2 separate regions of the Homo sapiens genome follow, and region 1 is linked to region 2. The links are chromatin contacts, found by Hi-C or POLR2A ChIA-PET in ENCODE. All regions are on one chromosome and are shown on one strand. Each heading gives the region's core, a stretch centred on a gene start or an enhancer-like site at or near the end of the contact. The rest is flanking DNA. Distances are from core to core; before and after follow the strand shown. Region 1 overlaps NDUFS4 (NADH:ubiquinone oxidoreductase subunit S4). Region 2 has its middle 120 kb from the start of FST.

What was found. Hi-C counts contacts between places; a loop is a spot of excess contacts on that map. ChIA-PET counts read pairs that join two places held with the same protein, here RNA polymerase II (POLR2A).
Region 1: a loop to region 2 is called in a map of PC-3, with 4 times the contacts of the local background. The contact joins two enhancer-like sites. A Hi-C loop is called at or near these places in 1 of 168 maps with a recorded cell type or tissue (PC-3). POLR2A ChIA-PET finds 5 or more read pairs at or near these places in 2 of 52 experiments (IMR-90 and activated CD4-positive, alpha-beta T cell).

Annotation. Positions count from the first base shown.
Region 1 is chr5:53,600,411-53,603,110 of GRCh38, forward strand. All of the region lies in intron 1 of NDUFS4 (NADH:ubiquinone oxidoreductase subunit S4), which reads left to right. Among named protein-coding and RNA genes, the nearest start is that of NDUFS4, 41 kb to the left of the region's middle. Within about 2 kb of position 1,326, at least 5 of the 41 ENCODE cell types and tissues checked have a DNase peak (open chromatin) inside an H3K27ac peak, as active enhancers do; they include PC-3, where a contact is called at or near this core.
Region 2 is chr5:53,358,849-53,361,548 of GRCh38, forward strand. No RefSeq gene overlaps it. Among named protein-coding and RNA genes, the nearest start is that of FST, 120 kb to the right of the region's middle. Within about 2 kb of position 1,328, at least 3 of the 41 ENCODE cell types and tissues checked have a DNase peak (open chromatin) inside an H3K27ac peak, as active enhancers do; they include PC-3, where a contact is called at or near this core.

The DNA of each region.
Region 1 (2,700 bases), core at 76-2,575, 240 kb after region 2:
AGATTCTCCTGCCTCAACCTCCTGAGTAGCTGGGACTACAGGCATGCCCCACCAAGCCCAGCTAATTTTTGTATTTTTAGTAGAGGTGGGGTTTTGTCATGTTGGCCAGACTGGTCTCGAACTCCTGACCTCAGGTGATCCACCCACCTCAGCTTCCTGAAGTGCTGGGATTACAGGCGTGAGCCACTGCGCCCAGCCCGGTAGGTATAATTTATTAAATGCTGTGTTCATAATTGACTGTGGACCTTCGTTGCTACCTTAACTGTCCAGAATTGGAGAAAAACTTTTCTCCACATCTGATATTTGAGTCCTTTAATAATTGTTTTCTGCTTAGAGGGTAGTTTCTTATCACATGATATAACTTACACAAGCACACGTTTTAATTTAGGCAAATTTTTCTGAAATAATTATTGTTTTACATAAAAATTAAAATCACTCTTTGCAATCTAACCTATCTTAAATTTTTTTACAAAAAATTTTTACTGTAACTTTATGGTAGGATTGTTTTACTTAACATTTTTGTCCTTTTTATTGTATTATCTTTTACATACAGCTTGATATAAATTTTTATCAGTGCGTTTGTTTATAATAAATTTTTTTTTTTTTTTTTTTGAGACGGAGTCTTGCTCTGTCGCCCAGGCTGGAGTGCAGTGGCGCGATCTCAGCTCACTGCAAGCTCCGCCTCCCAGGTTCACGCCATTCTCCTGCCTCAGCCTCCGAGTAGCTGCGACTACAGGGGCCCGCTGCTACGCCCGGCTAATTTTTTGTATTTTTAGTAGAGACGGGGTTTCACCGTGTTAGCCAGGATGGTATCCATCTCCTGACCTTGTGATCCGCCCGCCTCAGCCTCCCAAAGTGCTGGGATTATAGGCATGAGCCACCGCGCCCGGCTACACATGTTTACAAAAGATGTTATATAACTTTATTATTACAATTAGTTGGAGGTTAACCTAAAATTATTAAAATAAACCTATCCTTAAAGTAAATTATATATGGTTTTATAAATTAAGAACTTTACTTTGGATTACAACTAATATATACTAAGATTTTCTTAAACAATTAGGACATAATCGTTTTAAGTTAAATCCCCTTTGTAGTAAAAAATTGCACAAAATGGGTACAGAGTTTTAATCTACCTAATAATTTGCACTGTTTTCATCTAACAGGTCTCTTCATTTGAGAAAATATAGTGTAGCTTTTCACGGTTTTAGTTACCCACGGTCAGCTGTGGTCCAAAAATATGCAGTGGAAAATTCCCAAAACAAACAATTTATGAATTTAATATTTGCTCCATTCTGAGTAGTGTGATGAAATCTCATGCCGTCCAGCTCTGTCTCACCCAGGATGTGAATCATCCCTTTGTCTAGTGTATCCAGGTTGTATAGGATACCTGCGTTAGTCAGAACTTAGTAGCCATCTTGGTGATAAGATTGACCGTCTCAGTATTGCAGTGCTTGTGTTCAAGTAACCTTTATTTTACTTAATTGATCTGTTTTATTATTAGTTATTGTTAATTTATTACTGCCTAATTTGTAAAGTAAACTTTATCATAGGTGTGTATGTATTAGAAAAAACAGTGTATGTAGGGTTCAGTTCTATTAACAATTTTAGGCATCCACTGGGCGTCTTAAAATGTATCGTACAAGGATGAGGGGGAGCTACTTACTGCATTTAGAAAATGTGATAACATTTTCTGATATTTCAGATTCTCATGAGTTCACTTATCATTACCCAATGTTTTTCTTGTAATATGTGGATTTGTTTAAAAGTATTTAAATTTTTTAATTGCCATGTTACTGACCTTAATGATTTCCAAAATAAAATAGGTATTAAGAGTTGCTTAATTATACTTCTTTAATATAACAACCAGGACATGTATTTTAACTTTGTGTAAATCATCTAGAGTTATTTCCATGTTAGTACATTTTGTGTAGGTATATTTCTGAGTGGGGCATTTACAGTGATAAAGAATTACATAATACCTTAAATTTGGTAAATAATTGACAGATATTTTAAAGTATATTCATAAAGCAGTAAAACCTCTTGTATTATGTTATCTTTAAATTATAATTAAGAAGGTTTTCTATATGGCTGTGTACACATTATCAAAATTGAACTTTTAGCACAAAAAGTTCAACTATTTGTATCAGTTATTTTTGTCAATTATTGGTTATTATGTTGCATTAAAACTATGGTAGTGAATATATTGTATTAAAAAAAAGAAAGGACCAAATGCCATATATTTGGGGTGGAAATTTGAGCCACAGTTGTGTATACTTACTTTTGCAATAGAAATCTATGTCAGATAGCCTAATAGTTTGGAAAACTCTTAAGATGCTAAAATGTCACAGCACAGTCAGGGATATGTATGACATTCAGTAGTATAAACAACAAAGTGTACATGAAACGTCCGTTAACGTTAAGTAATTGGAGTGAGAGTAGGAAAATGCTAATATAAAGGGGCTAGATTCTCTGCCCATTTTACGTCTAACTTAATATTTTCATTTTAACTAATTTTATTTCTCCCATTTTGTGAATGGGCTACAGGACTAAACTAATAACATTAGTTATACAAATCATTCCTATGTAAAATACTTTTGGTGTGAAATTAGAGTGAATAAACTTTTTATTATGATTGGGATTTTTTTCTTTTCGTTTCTGATGCCATCCGTTTAAGAATCAGTGTTCCAGAACAATTGG
Region 2 (2,700 bases), core at 78-2,577:
TACTATTAATTGTCGTGGAAGCTGAAGTCTGTTGTTGCAAAGTGCTAGTTGTTTTGAGTGGATGCAGAGTAGAAGGAAGCCAGGAAGCATAAGCAGAAAGCAAATACCAGAGTTAGAGGTCAGGGTCGAAGATAAAAGAACAGTCATTCCTACATGCCTAATAGGAATAAAACCAGGAGCTTTCAGTTTAGTAGCAGAATCATTGAAGGAACATGGTGTGAGGCAATGGTTTAGGTAGTGAAAAAGAATGGGTATATGGCAACTCAGCAAGAATAATCCAAGATGGAAGTCAAATGGCAATAAGTTGACCACAAAGGGGGTTTTAGCAGCTAAGCCCAGCCTCTCTGAGTTTTACCAGCTTCATTCTACTGTTATGAATAGTCACCTGAGTTTGCTACTATTTTGCCATATTGCTAGTTAGGAGGCTATGGCTAAGTTCTGAAATGTAGCTAAAAGTGGACATAGGGTGGTGGCTATGGGAATGCAAAAAATAAATAAATAAATAGAGTAATATGTCGAAACATAACCGACAAAAATCCCAGCAAGAAAGAAAGAAAGAATAACATCTGTTCAATGCATTCTCGTCCAAAACAAATCAGGGCAGCAGAAAACCAGGTGTAATCCCTTAACCAAATTTAATAACTTCTGTTTCCCTTTTCAGTTTTTTCTTTGTCTTATTTAACAAAATTGTGTATGCAAAGCTGATATTAGAATATTGGCTGCTAGCAAATGCTTTTATTCCTTCATTTGAGCATAAGAATGAAGTAAGTTTACAAGAAAAGAAAACAGCATTTGTGATTGTGATAAGTGGAACCTGAGTACTCATAAATTTTGTCATGAATTCACAAAATTGATACATTCTCTTGTGTTACAGACAATATGTATAAGATAATGAGCTGAATGATACCATGAAAAGATTAATCATGAAAAGCAACTAAATTTACAATATTAAAAAGTCATGCTTTGGTGTTTGTCTTCATTGCCTGGAATTGAGTACTTAAATCCGAAGAGGAAGACTGACTGAAATTTTTACAGAAGCCATGTGTCAAAGCAAAACAAAATAAACACTATGCTAACAAAAATACAATATCACCCTTCAGGGAGAAAAAGTGATTAAATCCCTCTTACATATTTCTTTACCCAACATGTGGCTCAAAACACAGATGATAAGTGCTCTGAGAATAAACTAATGTGAAACTATAGAAGAAAAATTCCAAATATTTTCCAGTTCTTCCTTTGGGAATGATTAGGAGCCATTGTGGTAAAGAGAGGTTGGATTCATCCCAGCACTGTATTGTGAAGAGCAGTGCAAAATCAGAGCCAAAATGGGGCAACAGGTGACCCCAAAGAGGTCAACAGCTTTTGTTTATCCAGGTATCTACGTAGCATAGATGATAAAACCAACAATGAATCTCTTTGTCCTGGAAACTAAACCGGAAATCTCAAAACTATGTTTTCAGTGTTTCTTGGCTTTCATTCTGTTAGAAATCCTGCCACATTTCAGTATTTTTATTCTTGACTTGAATGAAATCAGAAAGCAGAGAGGCACTTGAGAATTCTGTTTTTAAATAAAAGTAAATATTTCCATGTGAGTTTAGGTCTCTATTTCGTATTTTTGCGACCCAATTACAGAGATTAAATGTTCCACAGATGTCATATTTCTTCATGGCATGAGTTTATTGAACCAAGATCAGGTTAATTTTAATAGGAATGTTAATATGTGTCTGCAAGGTGTTTAATAAGCATTTCATAGTACACTTTTAAATGCTTGGTCAAGAATTGTGCAAACAGTAGTCTTTGGGTTTTACTTTTTATTTTTCATGGTGACTGCTGAGAACTTGGGTGTATTAACTTACCTATTTAGGCACCTGGGTCAAAGCTTACTCTAGCTTATTTCTCTTTATTTGGGTGCAAGCTATGTAGATGGCAACCCCAGATACTTCCGAACTGACTTTATCATTCAGCAAATGAATTATTCCATAGGAAGTTAAACCTTTTCTAAAACATAGTTCAAATCAAAAAGGCCTGACTAATTCTAAGAGACTAACTTTGGAATAGAGGATAGTCTGTCTTGAATTTATTTTCCTATGGATATCTTACTGGGTTACATATTTGTGGCTGGATCTGACTTCTAATAGTAACATCACCACTGAAGGATTATGAGTCACTCTGTCCCCTGGATCTACATTGCAGAAGAGTTGCTTGGCTGTTCCAACTGATGACTGAGGGAGGGTCTCTATCTGTCAAAGGGTAAAGGCAGGATGATTAAACACTGACACAGTCATCTACATGACCTTAAGCATATTTTAAAATTTTATCTGTTCTTGACTTTTTCTCTTCTGTGTTTCCTTATTGGTTAAAGCTTGCAGACTAATTTACTTACCAGAGTAGAATTTGCCATTTAAAACAGTGATCGCCATTGTGTCTTTGTTTCATGGTGGGATAAGTAAGGATTAATACTTCTATTATTATAATGTGACCTGTAGTGGCTAGAGAGGAACTAGCTGGCCATGGTGTCATTATTATTATACCACTTTTTATTTTTCCTTAATCTCTTTCACTGAAAATGGCAGAAACTCCTTAATTTTAAAATCAATCATCTGGACTCAGGAAAAGGCACAGAAGTGGTATTTGCCTGTGACTTTGGTAATGCTGCCACCAGTAAACTGTCTCTCAGAGAGAGCCATTGTATGGATTAAC